Linked DNA regions of Homo sapiens: region 2 is linked to region 1. Evidence: read pairs that join two places in POLR2A ChIA-PET (ENCODE). Cell type or tissue: OCI-LY7. All regions are shown on one strand.

What was found. Peaks named below come from ENCODE experiments on the same cell type or tissue, not always from the same donor. Only the 100,000 strongest peaks of a DNase experiment are listed, where the experiment ranks them.
Region 2: POLR2A ChIA-PET joins it to region 1 with 6 read pairs; 5 of 35 experiments call an interaction of 5 or more read pairs at or near these places.

Annotation. Positions count from the first base shown.
Region 1 is chr4:26,984,364-26,988,363 of GRCh38, reverse strand. All of the region lies in intron 3 of STIM2 (stromal interaction molecule 2), which reads right to left. Among named protein-coding and RNA genes, the nearest start is that of STIM2, 130 kb to the right of the region's middle. In OCI-LY7, no CTCF peak of the experiment used is centred here; DNase peaks (open chromatin) are centred at 1,213, 2,343 and 3,246; H3K4me3 peaks cover 1,804 bases; H3K27ac peaks cover 3,386 bases.
Region 2 is chr4:26,914,709-26,918,708 of GRCh38, reverse strand. The region is part of intron 1 of STIM2 (stromal interaction molecule 2); the gene reads right to left. Among named protein-coding and RNA genes, the nearest start is that of STIM2, 56 kb to the right of the region's middle. In OCI-LY7, no CTCF peak of the experiment used is centred here; no DNase peak of the experiment used is centred here.

The DNA.
Region 1 (4,000 bases):
GAAGCTCCCTCCTTCATGAAGTTTTCTCTATCCATTCATTTCCAGATTAGAGCTGCTCTTCTTTGTGCTCCTTGGTCACCTATACTTATATCTGCCATAGGATTTATCATATACCATAACGTAATTGTCCATGTTCATCTTATCCTCTGGATGATGAGTTCTTAGAGGGCAGGAACTTGTTATTTTACCTAACACAGTCATGATTAACACACAAAAAAATGCCACATTCCTTTAGGACTATGGGGCTTTATATTTTACTATACATCTTTACATACATTCTCATTTAACCCCCAACAACTATCTTTGAAAGAAATCTATTATCTCTACATTCTATACAAACAACCTAGGCCAAGAGAGGCCAAGTGATCACACACATGGTCACACAGAATAACTGAGAGAGCTAGAATTGAACTCTAACCTTCTGACTGTAAGTCCACTACTAATATAGATGGCTGATTTAGAACAGCTCACTGTTTAAAACTTGAAACATATTTTCTCTTAGAAACAAACCTTTCAGACATATAGTACTAACAGTAATGCCAAAGTTAAACATTATATATGAGCAATCTGCCACAGGCAATTACATTAATGGACTCAGGATTCTCCTAGAGACATCAAGTATACATTGGGGCCTACTAAAGGCCTGGAGGGAGTAACAGAAAAGCTCAATGGAGCTACGTCAGTTCTTCATCATGGAGGTGATTCCTACAACTTGGAAGAGGGGCTCTAACAGCTCGAAAGGCAACATTTCAAACAGCCAGGAGATTCAGAACTGCAGCATGGCTCTGGAACAAAGGAGATGGTGGGGGATGGGAAAGTGGGGACAGGATGATGTATGGAATCGAAATTCCAGGAGATGAGAGAGTATGGGGAGGTAAAATATGGGGAAGGGCGGGACTATACATTTGTGGATTTTCACAGGAACAGAGGGTTCTCCTTTTCATTACTCCTCACCCATGCTGCTATCAAAAGGGCAATTTCTACAACAGAGAATGAGGTTCCTGATTCTGCACCCAGTTTCCCTTTCTTCTCCCCATCTGTCTGCTACTTTCGGTCCCACCACCATGTCACTATTTTGGATCAGCACTTAAAAAGGGATGAAAACTGTGCCTAAGAGCAGAAAGCTTTTTGACAGCAGTGGGGTCCTAATCACAGGGAGAATGAAGAGATTGTAAGGGGTGAAAATAGCCACCAATAGAGAAGAAAAGCAACTGGCTGTGGCCACCCAGCTGAAGCAGCCTTCCAAAAAAGACACGAGTCATGCATAGGTACATCCCAGCTGTACAACTAGGTTTAAGTGAATGAAATACTCTAGCTGAAAGCAATCTCTTTCTCCCATGAATTTCTATACTGCTTAACTATTTCTACAAAATGGCACATCATATGGGCTGCCTTACTTTGTAACTGTTTGCTTATATCTTATGTTCCTGCTATACTGCAAGCTGCTATAAGACAAGGACTGTAGAAAACACACCAAGTTGCCATTTAAGTATTAGCTGAATGTATAACTGACTTTTAGTCTTCCTTAAATAAAAGAACTTGTTTTGTTTTGTTTTTAATTATCAATTTGCTATCCCATAATTGTGTGAAAGATAAATAATACTGTCTGCCTGATATCTCACTTTAAAGCAGCACTGGTGAATCCTTGGCTCCAGAACAGAACCAAAGAGGCTTATAAATAACATAGTGGAGGTAGCAATTTAAAGTTGTGTGGTCGACAGTGGTATCGGAAGAGAATTTGTGTGCCTTGCTTTAAGCAAACCTGATATAAACAAATCAGTATAAAAGATAAACTTTAAAAGATTAAAATATATGTATTTACTTGTTCCTTTCATGTGTAAAAGGCAATCTTACAAAACCAATGCACCCAAAGCACTTAGCCATATGCCTGTATTAAGTTACAAGCCTAAAAATACAAAACAGCCTAGTGAAGTACTACCATATAACTTTTCATTTGTTATATTTAATATAAGTATATACTATCCAAAATATCTTAAAGATGATCTGTGAAATCACCTAAATACTGTGGGGGAAAACCTAACTTCTAATAATAAAGCATTTTTGTGTATGTAGAGACATGTTAATAATAGTAGTACCAAACATTTTGTGAGCACTTGGCAATTTCCAGAAACTCTGCTACATGCTTTACATGAATCCTCTCATAAAACTCAAAAACCCTATGAAGTAGGTATCAGATGTAATATTATAATCCTTGGTTTATAGATTAGGAAGCTGAAGCTCAGAGTTTAAGCCACTTGCTCAAATTCACAGACCAAGTAAGTAGTGGAAACAGGATTTAGAACTACGCCCACTGAGTTCAAAGGCCAACTCTTAACCATCTCCTGCGTTCTGAGGAAACCTCAAACCTCAAGATACAGCCGAATTCACCATCAGCTGTGGCAGACCTTGGATATAACAAGCATACACATTACATGTATTCTGCTTTTCATTTTTTAATAGCTTTCATACTACTTTTTTAAAACTGCTATGTCCTAAATTTATGATTTTAAAAACATTAGTAATGTCATTCTTAATGTTAAGAAAGCAACTGGCTTGTTAATAATTTTTTTAATTAAAAGCAACTGGCATAAAAGTTTCTTTGGGAAAATTAATGCATTTTAGGGAAATCAACTTCTGATATCCTGAGACAGGAGAGTAGAGTTAAAAACAGTACAGACTGTTACAAACAGTATGTGTTACAAACATATACTGCCTTCTCTTAAAGCATGAAAACATCTTTATATCTACCAAAAGGTTTGGCAAGGGGGTCAGGAAGAAGAAAGACTAAACATTATTAATAAAAGTAAATATATTTAAAGTTGGCTATATGAAATGTTGATAGAAGCTAAAAACTTATTAGCAGTTTGAAAAATATTTGTGTTATTGGAATGTTTATATAAAATACCATATTCTAAAACAACACAGGTGTACACCAGTATTGACTACTTTTAAATCCAATTTCAATTGAGTGTTACAAGTTACAAAAAATCTCAGTTTCTCTTTACACTGATACACATAATTTATCACAGGAAAACTGAATTAACCTAAGGTTCAGTATTGCAGGGATTTAAAAATAAGAATTTTTAAACTAATATAAAAGAAAGAAAATAATAACTTTTCAAATCTAAAAGTTGAGTAAGTTTCGGGCCTTTCACATTTCATCCTAACTCAGTTGATTTTATAGACTTCCTGGGGTCACTTCTGAACGAGACTTTAGATGCTCAGCTGCTCAGCACAGTCAAGACAGGTTTATGTTTAGAACAGTGCCAGAATGTGAGCTCCTCATTTGCACAGTGGTCAGCAGGGCATGTCTTTGTAACATGGAGTAAATTCCTGCAACATGCTATATTTGGATACCTAAAGCAACACCCTGAACTTGAGTTCGGATATTAGTAATTGTACCAAAGAGAAATATACACTTTTGCTCATGAGCTCCTTCTCTTTAATTATGCAAGAATTACATGTAATTTTTAGAGACACTAGGTAAATGCTGGCAAATGTTTGAACATTCAGAACTTAAAAATTACCAAGGTGTTTTGTTCCCAACAGTGGTACAGGGGACACTGAGGGAAGGCTTTATTACCTTTCCTATTAGAAACTCCAATCTTATTATCAATGAAACTAAGTGTACTATCAATACCTAGTTCCATGAAGATGGTGAGAAATAACAAAGATATATCTTAAAATTAGAAATTGAAGGCTGGGTGCAAGTGGCTCACGCCTGTAATCCCAGCACTTTGGGAGCCAGAGGCGGGCAGATCATTTGAGGCCAGGAGTTCGACACCAGCCTGGCCAACATGGCGAAACCCCATCTCTACTAAAAATACAAAACAAAATTAGCCAGGTGTGGTGGCATGCACCTGTAATCCCAGCTACTCAGGAGGCTGAAGCAGGAGAATCACTTGAGCCTGGGACACGGAGGTTGCAGTGAGCCGAGATCACGCTACTGCATTCCAGCCTGGGCAACAGAGTGAGTGAGACTCCATCTCCAAAAACAAAA
Region 2 (4,000 bases), 70 kb after region 1:
AACAACCTATATACCAAAATGGGAAAGTACTGCCGCAGCTTCACTTATACCCAGTCTGGCTGACTGGCGGACTGACAAAATTCTAGGAACTTACTTCTCTTCTATCAAGTCACTACAATAACATTTCTTTAAAATGCCATCAGAACCACATATATTTCCAGAAATAGTATGGCCTTAAAGTTGAAAGTGGTTAGCATAAGACAGAGGTTAGCCACAGCTTAGTTATCTCATCGATAGTCTATCATCTGGCCCTACTATCAATTAGCTGTCATTAGTTAATTGTGGACAAATCACTTGTCCTTGCATCTTAGTTGCCTCATCCCTAAAATAAAGCAAGTAGAGATACTTACTAAGATCTATTGCAGCTATAAGGGCCTAAGAATATCTAATTCTGTGCTTAGGAGAAAAAAAGCTGGGAGAAGAGAAGCCAATATTTGAGGCCCACAGATAATTTTATTTTCTAAAAAAAAAAAAAAAAAAGTCAAACTGATATTACCTAACATGTTCCAATTACAGCTGAAAAAATATTTTGGTGTTTTAACATTTTTAATAGTTTTAATTCAAAATCTAATTTTAATTTCTTTAGTCTTAGAAGGGAAGTAATCAGAAAAGAAAGGAAACTATAAAAGTAGGAAATGCAATTATAAGTTCTGTGTGATATATAAATACGTGTACATACAAATATTTGGAACGCCAGTCAAGATTTGCTAAAATCCAAGAACTCGGAGGCATAATGGTCAATCATGATCCCTAATTCACAGAACAATCAAGACCCTGATGTGCCCGTAAGTTTGGATTTATTTGCAATTATTTAAAAGATGCAAAATAGAAGATAAGAGCTCAGGTACCAAAACAACATATAGTGTAAAGATCTGTATATAATACGTAGTTGCCTCCAGCAGACCTATTTTTTACACATAGTTTAATCTGCTAAAGAACAAAGTGAAGGTGTTCATTCCAACTGGTATATAAGGAAAGGGCCAGCATCTCTCACTCTGGTTAAATAGGCCTTGTTGTGAAAGTCTCTAAGAGGAGTCAACAGTGAGGACCATATAACCACAGGAAGCTTTAAGAGAAATTAGGAGCAACATGACTTGAAAAAGTCATAGGAAAATAAAATTGGTAATTATTTATTTAAATAGGCGTATTTCATAAACACTAGCTAATCTAATAAAATACTCTCTCTCAAGTCTACTTCAAGATGTTAATACTTCTCCATGAAGTCTTTCATAAACACTATTTCCTAGTGATCACTTCCTTCTCTGCACTCCATTCAATCCACTCAACAACTATCTAATGAGCACCTACCAAATGTCAGGCACCAGAAATACCATGGTGAACAAAACAGACAAAAATCCTCATAAAACTTATATTTTACTGGGGACTATGAACCTAACAAGATAAATAAGTAAACGGTATAGGCATGTTAGTAGTGGTAAACATTTAAGGGGAAAGTGAAAAGCAGATATGAAATGTCAAGGGATTTGAAATTTTCGATTTTATCTTCATTTTCTAATCATTCTACCTAAGTCCTCACTTAATGCTGTACTCGATTAAGCTTTAATTGCTTATGTGTCATTTTTGTCCACACAACTAAGATTATGAACAGGGCAGGGACCATGTTTCTCCACTTCTCACATAATACCCATTTTAGCTGAACATATTTTAAGCCTCTGATAAATTCTGTTACTTCATATATTAACTAAATTACAAACTTCTAGGCTTCTATCCTGTGCAAGGCAGTGACAGGCATTAGGAATTAAAGAGATAAGAGAGTATCCATACTCAAAAAAGCTCACAGTTTTGTGAGAAGGAAGACATGTAGACTCCTACAATGTATCATGTTAGGTAAAAGTTTTCTAGAGGTAAACTTAAAGAATTTTAAATCATCTGTAGCTGACAACCTTGAGAAGAGAGAACAGCATGCCTAGAAGCAGCATCATACGTTCAGTGACATAAAAAAAAAAACATAAAACATTAAGAAAAATGCAAGTGGTTTAATATGTCTGTAGTACAAAGATACCAACATACAGAAAAAAGAAGATCAGGTAGAGACTGCTAAAAGGCCAGATCTCTAAAAGCTCTGTTTCTCATACCAGGATATTTGGATTTTTATCCTAAAAACACTGAGAAGCTATTAATGGATTTCAAGGAGGGGAATAACACAATCAGATTCATTTAAAATCTGATAACTCTGGTGACAATGGAATGGGATGATGGCAATTCACCAGATCCCTCTGGTGACAGTGGAATAGGATGGTGACAAGACTGAGAGACACAGCTGACAGTCAGCCTGGCAGCACTCAACAGACCATGCCTCCAAGGAACAGAAACGGTAGATGATGAGACTGCTCTAGGGTTTGGTGTTTTGCCAAGTTTGAGCAGCAGAGGAAAGACAGGAGTTGAAGTTATGGCAACAGTGATCCATTTCTTCACATGAAATTTTATTTCCTTTAAAGTAAGACTCAAGGCTTTTACAAATCTAATTTAGAATAGCTGTGAATTCTGAACTCTATTACCTGTTCTAATGTCTCTTTTCGTTTTTAGTTGTTTACCTTCTAGTTAATTCAGCACATGTGATCATTTTAACTCAAATTAGCTGGCCTATACTTATTTTAAAATATACAACCTGCTAAAAAAGGTCTGTGCCTATAATTATAATGGTTTGAAAGGCAACTGCTACCAATATTGTTCTCCTTTGCTTATATTTTATAGACACTTTCTTTAGCTACCCAAAATGCCCCAGTGGACATCAGGTACTCCATACTAGTACATCTTCCTCATCTAAACAGAATTCACTCGCTAATTTAAACACGATATGCAGTGCCTATAATACGTCAGGCTCTGTGCTTGGTGCTGGGCACACAAGGCAACAACTAAGACAAATGTCCTCCCCTCAGTGCCCTCACCTTGTGTTAAATGCAACATAGTGTGATACAGCTTTTGAGTATTATATGCTAAGCATTCTTTTCTCTGGATTAACAGCAGCACTTTGCGCTGAGGGAAAAGAAACCAGCTGCAACAGAATGAGACCTAACCCAAGTCAGCTATCAACACCATTATTAAATTCCACCTTGTTTTCCTGTAATTAGAGCCAAATGCTCAGTATGGTTCTACAGAAATAAAGTAAAATGAATTAAAATTATTTCACCCACCAAGAAATATCTACTACAGGCTGGGCACAGTGGCTCAACGCCTGTAATCCCAGCACTTTGGGAAGCTGAGGCAGGCGGATCACCTGAGGTCAGGAGTCCGTGACCAGCCTGGACAACATGGCAAAACCCTATCCCTACGAAAAATACAAAAATTAGCCGGGCATAGTGGCATGCTCCTGTAGTCCCAGCTACTTGGGAGGCTGAGACAGGAGAATCGCTTGACCTTGGGAGGCGAAGGTTGCAGTCAGTCAAGATCATGCCACTACACTCCACCCTGGGTAACAGAGTGAGACTCTGTCTCAAAAAATATATATAAATAAAAAATAAAAAAGGAAGAAATATTATCCACTACATTCTAGAAACCAATACTATTTTATCTTCATAATTTATTCCCTGCAACCCTGTATGGGGCAGATAATATCTCTATTTTCCAGATGAGGAAGTAAGACTCATGAGTAACTTGCTTAAGATCACACTCCTAGAAATGACAACTGGGATTCTAAGTATTCACAACTCCAAATCTATGCTCAAGTGTCAGTATAACGAACATAAATGGGTCAGTGTCACCAGCATCAGAGAATTAAGTACCGCTATCACAGATATTGCCAGGACCTGGCTGAGAAGCTGACTGCACCAAGAAGCATAAATGTGCCCCGTGGAAGGAGATCATCAGACACCTGTGGAATGATATTCACAATCTAGAATACATATCTATACTTCCTGCCTTACTTTTCCTTTAGATAATCTATCTCCACTTTAATTTACACTCCCCTTGAACAAACCATTATATTAAGTATATTATATTGTATCGTAACTTTACCCTAAACTTGATTGGGAACATGCAT